2 separate regions of the Homo sapiens genome follow, and region 2 is linked to region 1. A link is a contact called in ENCODE Hi-C or POLR2A ChIA-PET data. All regions are on one chromosome and are shown on one strand. Each heading gives the region's core, a stretch centred on a gene start or an enhancer-like site at or near the end of the contact. The rest is flanking DNA. Distances are from core to core; before and after follow the strand shown. Region 1 holds the start of CD300LB (CD300 molecule like family member b). Region 2 has its middle 15 kb from the start of GPRC5C.

Region 1 (3,714 bases), core at 1,147-3,646:
TAAGTACCATCTTAATCGGAGACAGAATAGGTGCCTTAAAGGAATGTAGGAACCGAATGGCCATTTTCCTGCCAATGGGACAATATTGAGACTAAAATTTGGCTATGGAAGACTTCTTAACTCCTAACTGCTAAAGGCAGAACTTTCCCATTTCAAGAAGAGGCCTAGAGCCTGATTTCTTTTTCTTTTTTCTTTTCTTGTTCTTTCTTTCTCTCTCTCTCTCTCTTTCCTTTTCTTTTCTTTTCTTTTTTTTGAGACCGAGTCTTGCTCTGTTGCCCAGGCTGGAGTGCAGTGGCGCGATCTCGGCTCACTGCAAGCTCTGCCTGCCGGGTTCACGCCATTCTCCTGCCTCAGCCTCCCGAGTAGCTGGGACTACAGGCGCCCGCCACCACGCCTGGCTAATTTTTTTTTGTATTTTTAGTAGAGACGGGGTTTCACTGTGTTAGCCAGGATGGTCTCGATCTCCCGACCTCATGATCTGCCCGCCTCGGCCTCCCAAAGTGCTGGGATTACAGGCATGAGCCACCGCGCCTGGCCGAGCCTGATTTCTAATCATGCAAAAAGAAGCTGCGGTTTGCCATGAAAAAATATGCTTTATGTAGAGGATTTCTATTTCTACTAGGTGGCACTGTTGGCTTAGAAATACTATGTGCTCACTAGAGACGTGGTAGTGAGTAACCTCACGGTGGGAGAAAGGGGAGAACTCTGTTCCTAGAAGATTGCAAGGGCATCTTCCTGATTTTGCCTAACAGGATTACTTTCCTAGGCTGTAAAACTCGCTACACATTTCACACAAAGAAAGTGTAAGAGACCGCAGATAGAGAAGGAAGGAGAGTTTTGTGACAAGATAGTTGAGGATTCTTTGCCAACACCCAGAATGGGCCGCCAGAGGCTGGGTCCAGTCCAGGGGCCTTTGAATCATGCCAGGGTGTGCTCTGGCCAGAAATTGTTAGTTGCCTTAGAACTTTTCCCAGCCTTGCACAATGGCGAGGTCTTCCCGTGAAAAGAAGCTGATTTAAAACATGGCCAACATTCCCAATGACCCAGGGGTGTTGGGGGGTTCTCCGTGTTCTCAGCAGCAAGCCTCACATTCGAGTCTTCAGTATGGCAGCCAACACTAAGTGTATGTACCCGGCTGACGGATGCCCATTGACTTATTTTATTTTAAAATAGAGGCTAAGAGTGCCTCGGAATGATAGAAGAGATTTTAAGCTCACTCCCATACTTACCACTCCGATGAGTGTCGTACCTTGGATTCCCGGCCAATGCAACAAAATGGTATGGCTCTGATGACTGGAGGAACACTAGGGTCCTTGGTCTCCCACTGGTTTGAATAAAACAACATGGGCACACGTGGAGTGGTTTTAAGGAGTGGAGAATTTAATAGACAAGAAAGAAGGAAGGAAGAGGCTCCCCCTGTTCTGAGACTGAGGGAGGCGGGCTCCAAGCTGAAAGAGGGAACCTCGAGTACGGTGGAAAACAGCCAGTTATATGAGGAGGCTGGAGGAGGCGGTACCTGATTTGCATAGGGCCCAGGGGATTGGTTTGACCAGGTATGTCATTCAAGTAGCCCACGAAAAAACTAGCCTTCCTACCCTAGCCTTTTAATATGCAAATACAGGCGCCATGATGTTCTACACACATGGGTGTATGTAGGGGCGGCCATGTTGCCAGGAACGTGGGGAAAAGAAGAAGAGGCGGGAGTCTCCATGTTTGGGTGGACGCAGTTTCTAATGGCCTGTATTTGCATATCAAAGCTTGCCTGCCCAGCTCTAAGAGCCAGGGCTTTTCTTCTAGACAAGAAACATTTATGGAGCTGCTTTAAAAGAAAAAAAAATCTTCCCAAGCACCCCTTTTCCTATCTACCTAAAATAATTTCTTAATAACTCCTATAACAACAACAAACATTATGAGCCCAGTTAATAGATACAATAACTGAGGCACAGAGATGTTGATTGCATTGTCCACAGTCACGCAGCTTGTAGGTGGTGCTCGTGGGGTTAGAGCCAGGTCTGTCTGACCCAACAGTCTGCATGTTTATGCACTTGGCTATAACACCTGAACAAATGCATGTTCAGGTGTGCCCAGCATGACCCATCCGACATCTGAGTTGGGTGTTCACTGTGGTATAGAACAGCTCTGAAATTGACTCCCAGAGTGTTATACCCCTTGGACCCAAGGCCTGCTAGGCCAGACGCCCCCCACCCCACCCCTTCTGCAGACGTATCTCCCCCTACCCTAAAGACCCTGCACAGTCCCCTCCCTCCTCTTTTTTACATAGTGACGATGCTTAAGCCCTGTGGCGCAGCCCTGCCAAAAAATGACACCTCTTTCGTTTAATAATTAAAAGCAGGAACTACCCACTCTATAAAAGGAAGTGAATGAGTAAGAAAGTCAAAGGCGGTCTAGATGTGCAGAAGGTGCAAGCCAGAGCTCAGGCAGAACTTCCAGAGTGCATCTGGGATCTGCATTTGCCACTGGTTGCAGATCAGGCGGACGAGGAGCCGGGAAGGCAGAGCCATGTGGCTGCCCCCTGCTCTGCTCCTTCTCAGCCTCTCAGGTGAGTGGGGCTGGGGCCTTGGGCGCTTGGTATGACAGGGGCAGGGCAGGAGGCAGAGGGCATTTGTCCTTCCACATCCAGGGAAATGAGAGGTGGCTTTGTGAAGTCATTCGACAAAGGTGCACTGGGGACTGACATCGTGTGCTTCGGGGCCTGAGGACATCAAGAAAAAAGAGGAGGAGAACTGGCCATTAAAGAAGACTCCAGGCTTGAGGCCATGGCTCACACCTATAATCCTAACACTTTGGGAGGCCAAGGTGGGAGGATTGCTTGAGTCCAGGCGTTTAAGACCAGTTTGGGCAACATGGTGAGACCTCGTCTCTATATAAAATGAACAAAAATTAGCTGGGCGTGGTGACCGTGCCTGTAGTCCCAGCTACTTGGGAGGCTGAAGCTGGAGGATCCTTTGAGCTCAGGTATTCAATTCTGCAGAGTTATGATCGCACCACAGCACTCCAGCCTGGGTGATACAGTGGGACCTTGTCTCAAAAAAAAAATAAAGTAAAAAGACTCCAGATGGCTTAGTGGGTGAGACATACACATAAACAATGAGCAATTGCAGGACACAATAAGGCATTGGTGGAGGCGTGTGCGGAGGATGAAGCAGTTCTCTCTGGTGACTAGAGAAAGACTCACGAAGCTGTGCACTTGATGTGCCTTGTAGAAGGAAGGTCAGTCTCTGGAGCAGAGCTGAGAGGAGAACACTCTAGAGAGTTGGGTGTGTGTGTGTGTGTGTGTGTGTGTGTGTGTGTGTGTGTGTTGGGGGACCTGGGCAGAGAGATGGAGGCTTAGAAAGAATGGTGGATTCATGCAGAGGGAGCTGTCAGTGTGCAGGATGTCTTGGAGGTGGCGAGTTGGATATGAGGTTGGAAACACAAAAGACAAGATTATGAAGGCCATCCACGCCAGGCTCAGGAGCTGAGACTTTCAAAGAAAAAACTTCTCAAGAACCCAGGTGGAAAGTGGGAAGGGCTAGATGATCTTCTCCATGGCAAACCTTGGTGGACACCTAGAGGGCATTAGGGGACAATCTAGAATTTTACGCAGGGTGTGCAATGTGTGTGGGCCACACAGTTTTCTGCTGGTGCCTAGGGACTGACCATCTGGCACAGATAGAGCAGTCCACGGAGGGACAACAGGAAAGAGCATGGCTG
Region 2 (3,706 bases), core at 344-2,843, 110 kb after region 1:
AAGCCCTAGGGAGGGAGGGGCAGAGAGCACAGAGAAAATGAGCCAACCCCAAAGGCAAGATCTTATCAAGATATTTTGGGAGCTGACTCTTTGCACGTTGTCTCTTCCGGGACATCAAAGGCAATTATCATGGAATGATTATCTGCTGTTGTCTGGTCTTGCCCCATCACTCCTAACTTCCTCTTTCTAGAAAATGGTAAGGCTCCGGAGAAAAAGTAAATCAGCCGAAAGGATCGGAGCTCCTCGTTATGGGGTATTTTAGGTCCTGATGGCAATTTCAGAGAAACCACACTCAGTAACCTTCCTTGATGTTTTCCGTTAAGGAAAACCTAGCCATGAGGAGTCTTTAGAAAGCTACAAGCACACCTGGAGGTTCTTTGCATCCAATTTTCATAGAGAATATTGCCCATTCAAAGGTGAATTGCACAGGCCACTAGCTTGTCTTGTTTCTGCTCTTTTTTCTTTGCATCACTCTGGCCATTCACTGCTTTTTGTTCTCAGATGTGGGGCAGAAGCCACAGACTTAGAAGAAAGAAGGGAGTAGACCTTCCAGGGGAACTGTGGCTCCCGGGCCTCCGCTTGTCATAAGTCATTTTGGGGTTTTTGGTTTTTGAGATGAAGTCTCGCTCTGTCGCCCAGGCTGGAGTGCAGTGGTGGGATCTCAGTTCACTACAACCTCCGCCTCCCAGGTTCAAGTGATTCTCCTGCCTCAGCCTCCCAAGTAGCTAGAATTCCAGGTGCCCGCCACCACGGGCAGCTAATTTTGATATTTTTAGTAGAGATGGGGTTTCGCCATGCTAGCCAGGCTGGTCTCGAACTCCTGACCTCAGGTGATCCACCCACATCGGCCTCCCAAAGTGCTGGGATTACAGGCATGAGCACCCACGCCTGGCCTGTCCTAGGTCATTTTGGTCGGCTTAAACTAAAGCAGCCTGTGCAGCAGGGATTTATTCCCAGCAGCCCTTTTGCCCTAATGTCATATTGCCTTTCAAAACAGTTGTCCTGCTCTCCTGGCCATTTCCTAACCAGGGCTACAAGCAGCAGCTCGGTGCCTTCCCTGTCCTTGGAGCTGCTCTGGCAATGAAATGTGATCCAGAAAAGCCCCTCTCAGACGCTATGCAGTCTGCTGTCTGCCTGCCCTAGCGCACCTTCCTAACACCCCTCCTGCAGGGACCAAGGGCTCTCTCTTCTCAGGGTCAGGCACAGAGCCACAGTCTGACCCAACTGGCTGCCCTCCCCACCCCAGCACAGGTGCATAGCCAGCTGTTGACAGTGCATGGCTGCGTCTACAGCCATACCACCCTGAACGCACCCGATCTCGTCTCATCTAGGAAGCTAAGCAGGGTTGGGCCTGATTAGTACTTGGATGGGAGACAGTGCACGGCTGCTGAAACAGCCTGCCACACAGGAGGGAATAACAGAAGTTACAGTCACACAGAGCATCGGATTTCACTGGCCATTCTAGTTCCAGGTTTCAGTTGAACCATGAGCACTGTGCAGGGAGCCAGGAGACCCAGGTTCAGGACTCAGCCTGACCAATGAGTCACGGGCTGTGTTGCCCTGGAGTTGTCTTTTCGCCTCTTTTGAGCTTCTTAGTCACCCATGCAAATTATAATGACTCACATTTACTATGCCACAGGGACCATTAGAAGTTAAATATTAACTCCTTTGGTCCTCCCAGCAGTCTTTTTGTTGTTGTTTTTTTGAGATAGAGTCTCACTGTGTTGCCCAGGCTGGAGTGCAGCGGCTCACTCAACCTCTGTCTCCTGGGTTCAAGTGATTCTCTTGCCTTAGCCTCCCAAGTAGCTGGACTACAGGTGTGAGCCACCAGGCCTGGCTAATTTTTGTATTTTTATTAGAGACAGGGTTTCGCCATGTTGGCCAAGCTGATCTCCAACTCCCTGCCTCAAGCGATCCACCCACCTCGGCCTCCCAAAGTGCCGGAATTACAGGGATAAGCTGCCATACCCAGCCTTCCGGCACTTTTATAAGACAGATACAGTTATCCTTTCACAAGAGGAGACTCAGAGAAGGCTGAAGCAACTTACTCAAGGTCAATAGCTAGTAAGTGATGTTGATTTTTCTTTTGTAGAAATGGGATTTCACTGTATTGCCCAGCCTGCTCTTGAACTCCTGGCTTCCAGTGATCCTCCTGCCTCAGCAACCCAAAGTGCTGGGATTACTGGTGTCTGCCATGCCCAGCCAATATTTGAGACAGGGTTTTGCTCTGTCACCCAGGCTGGAGCTCAGTGGTGCAAACATGGCTCACTGCAGCCTCGACCTCCTGGGCTCAGGAGATCCTCCTGAGTAGCTGGAACCACAGGCACGCCATGCCTGGCTAAATTTTTTATTTTTAATTTTTTTTATAGAGATAGGTTCTTGCCATGTTGCCCAGGCTGGTCTTGAACTCCTGGCCTTCAGCGATCCTCCTGCCTCTCAGTCTCCCAAAGTGCTGAGATTACAGACATGAGCCACTGTATCCAGCCAATAGTTGACTTTGTTTTTTTTTTGAGACAGAGTTTTGCTCTTGTTGCCCAAGCTGTAGTGCAATGGGGCGATCTCAGCTCACTGCAACCTCCTCCTCCCGGGTTCAAGCAGTTCTCCTGCCTCAGCCTCCCGAGGAGCTGGGACTACAGGCGCGTGCCACCACACCTGGCTAATTTTTTGTATTTTTAGTAGAGATGGGGTTTCACCATGTTAGCCAGGCTGGTCTCAGGTCAACTCCTGACCTCAGGTGATCCACCTGCCTTGGCCTCTGATTACAGGCGTGAGCCACCGCGCCTGGCCAATAGTTGACTTTTAACCACTATGCATGCTGTCTCTGATGGGATAGGATAAAGGTATTAGCTATCTACCACAAAGTGTAGTGGTGTAAAGCAATAAACATGTAGGATAACATGCAATTTCTGTGGATCAAGAATGAGGGAGTGGCTTAAGTGAGGGTTCTGGATGAAGGTGTCATGAAGTTGTAGTCAAGATGTCAACTTGCTAGGTGCGGTGGCTCACACCTGTCAGCAGCTCAGGAGCTCAAGACTAGCCTGGGCAACATGGTGAGACCCTGCCTCTGCTAAAAATAGGAAAATTAGCCAGGCATGATGTGCCTGTGGTTCCAGCTACTTGGGAGAGTCACCTGAACCTAGGAGGTCAAGGCTGCAGTGAGCCATGTTTGTACCACCGCACTCCAGCCTGGGCGACAGAGCAAGACTCCGCCTCAAAAAAATAAATAAAAAGGAAACACAGAAGTCAACTATTGGCCGGGCATGGTGGCTCACCCCAGTAATCAAAGTGTCAGCAAAGCCATGTTCCCTCTGAAGTCTCTCGGGAAGAATCCTTCCTTGTCCCTTCCAGCTTGTGGTGGCCGCAGGCAATTGTTGGCACTTCTTGGCTTGCAGTAGCATCACCCCAGTCTCTTTTTTGTTGTTGTTGCTGTTGTTTTTTTTGTTTTGTTTTGTTTTGTTTTTTTGAGATGGAGTCTCACTCTGTCGCCCAGGCTGGAGTGCAGTGGCGCCATCTCAGCTCACTGCAAGCTCCGCCTCCCGGGTTCACGCCATTCTCCTGCCTCAGCCTCCCGAGGAGCTGGGACTACAGGCGCTCGCCACCATGCCCAGCTAATTTTTTGTATTTTTAGTAGAGACGGGGTTTCACCGTGTTAGCCAGGATGGTCTTCATCTCCTGACCTCATGATCTGCCCGCCTCAGCCTCCCAA

Evidence for each region. A loop is a pair of places that touch in the nucleus more often than their neighbours do. ChIA-PET counts read pairs that join two places held with the same protein, here RNA polymerase II (POLR2A). Pooled maps may share reads with other maps.
Region 2: a pooled map shows a loop between it and region 1 (5-fold over the local background). The contact joins the enhancer-like site here to the promoter of CD300LB in region 1. A Hi-C loop is called at or near these places in 1 of 37 single-sample maps with no recorded cell type and 3 of 50 pooled maps. POLR2A ChIA-PET finds 5 or more read pairs at or near these places in 2 of 52 experiments (Caco-2 and Panc1).

The regions. Positions count from the first base shown.
Region 1 is chr17:74,530,157-74,533,870 of GRCh38, reverse strand. It overlaps CD300LB (CD300 molecule like family member b), which reads left to right and starts at 2,396. Exons shown (of 4, transcript NM_174892.4): 1 at 2,396-2,560. The coding sequence starts at 2,521. LOC107985074 (a long non-coding RNA gene) reads right to left here. Exons shown (of 3, transcript XR_007065902.1): 2 at 1,230-1,324.
Region 2 is chr17:74,415,283-74,418,988 of GRCh38, reverse strand. It overlaps the pseudogene RNA5SP448. Among named protein-coding and RNA genes, the nearest start is that of GPRC5C, 15 kb to the left of the region's middle. Within about 2 kb of position 1,593, at least 6 of the 41 ENCODE cell types and tissues checked have a DNase peak (open chromatin) inside an H3K27ac peak, as active enhancers do.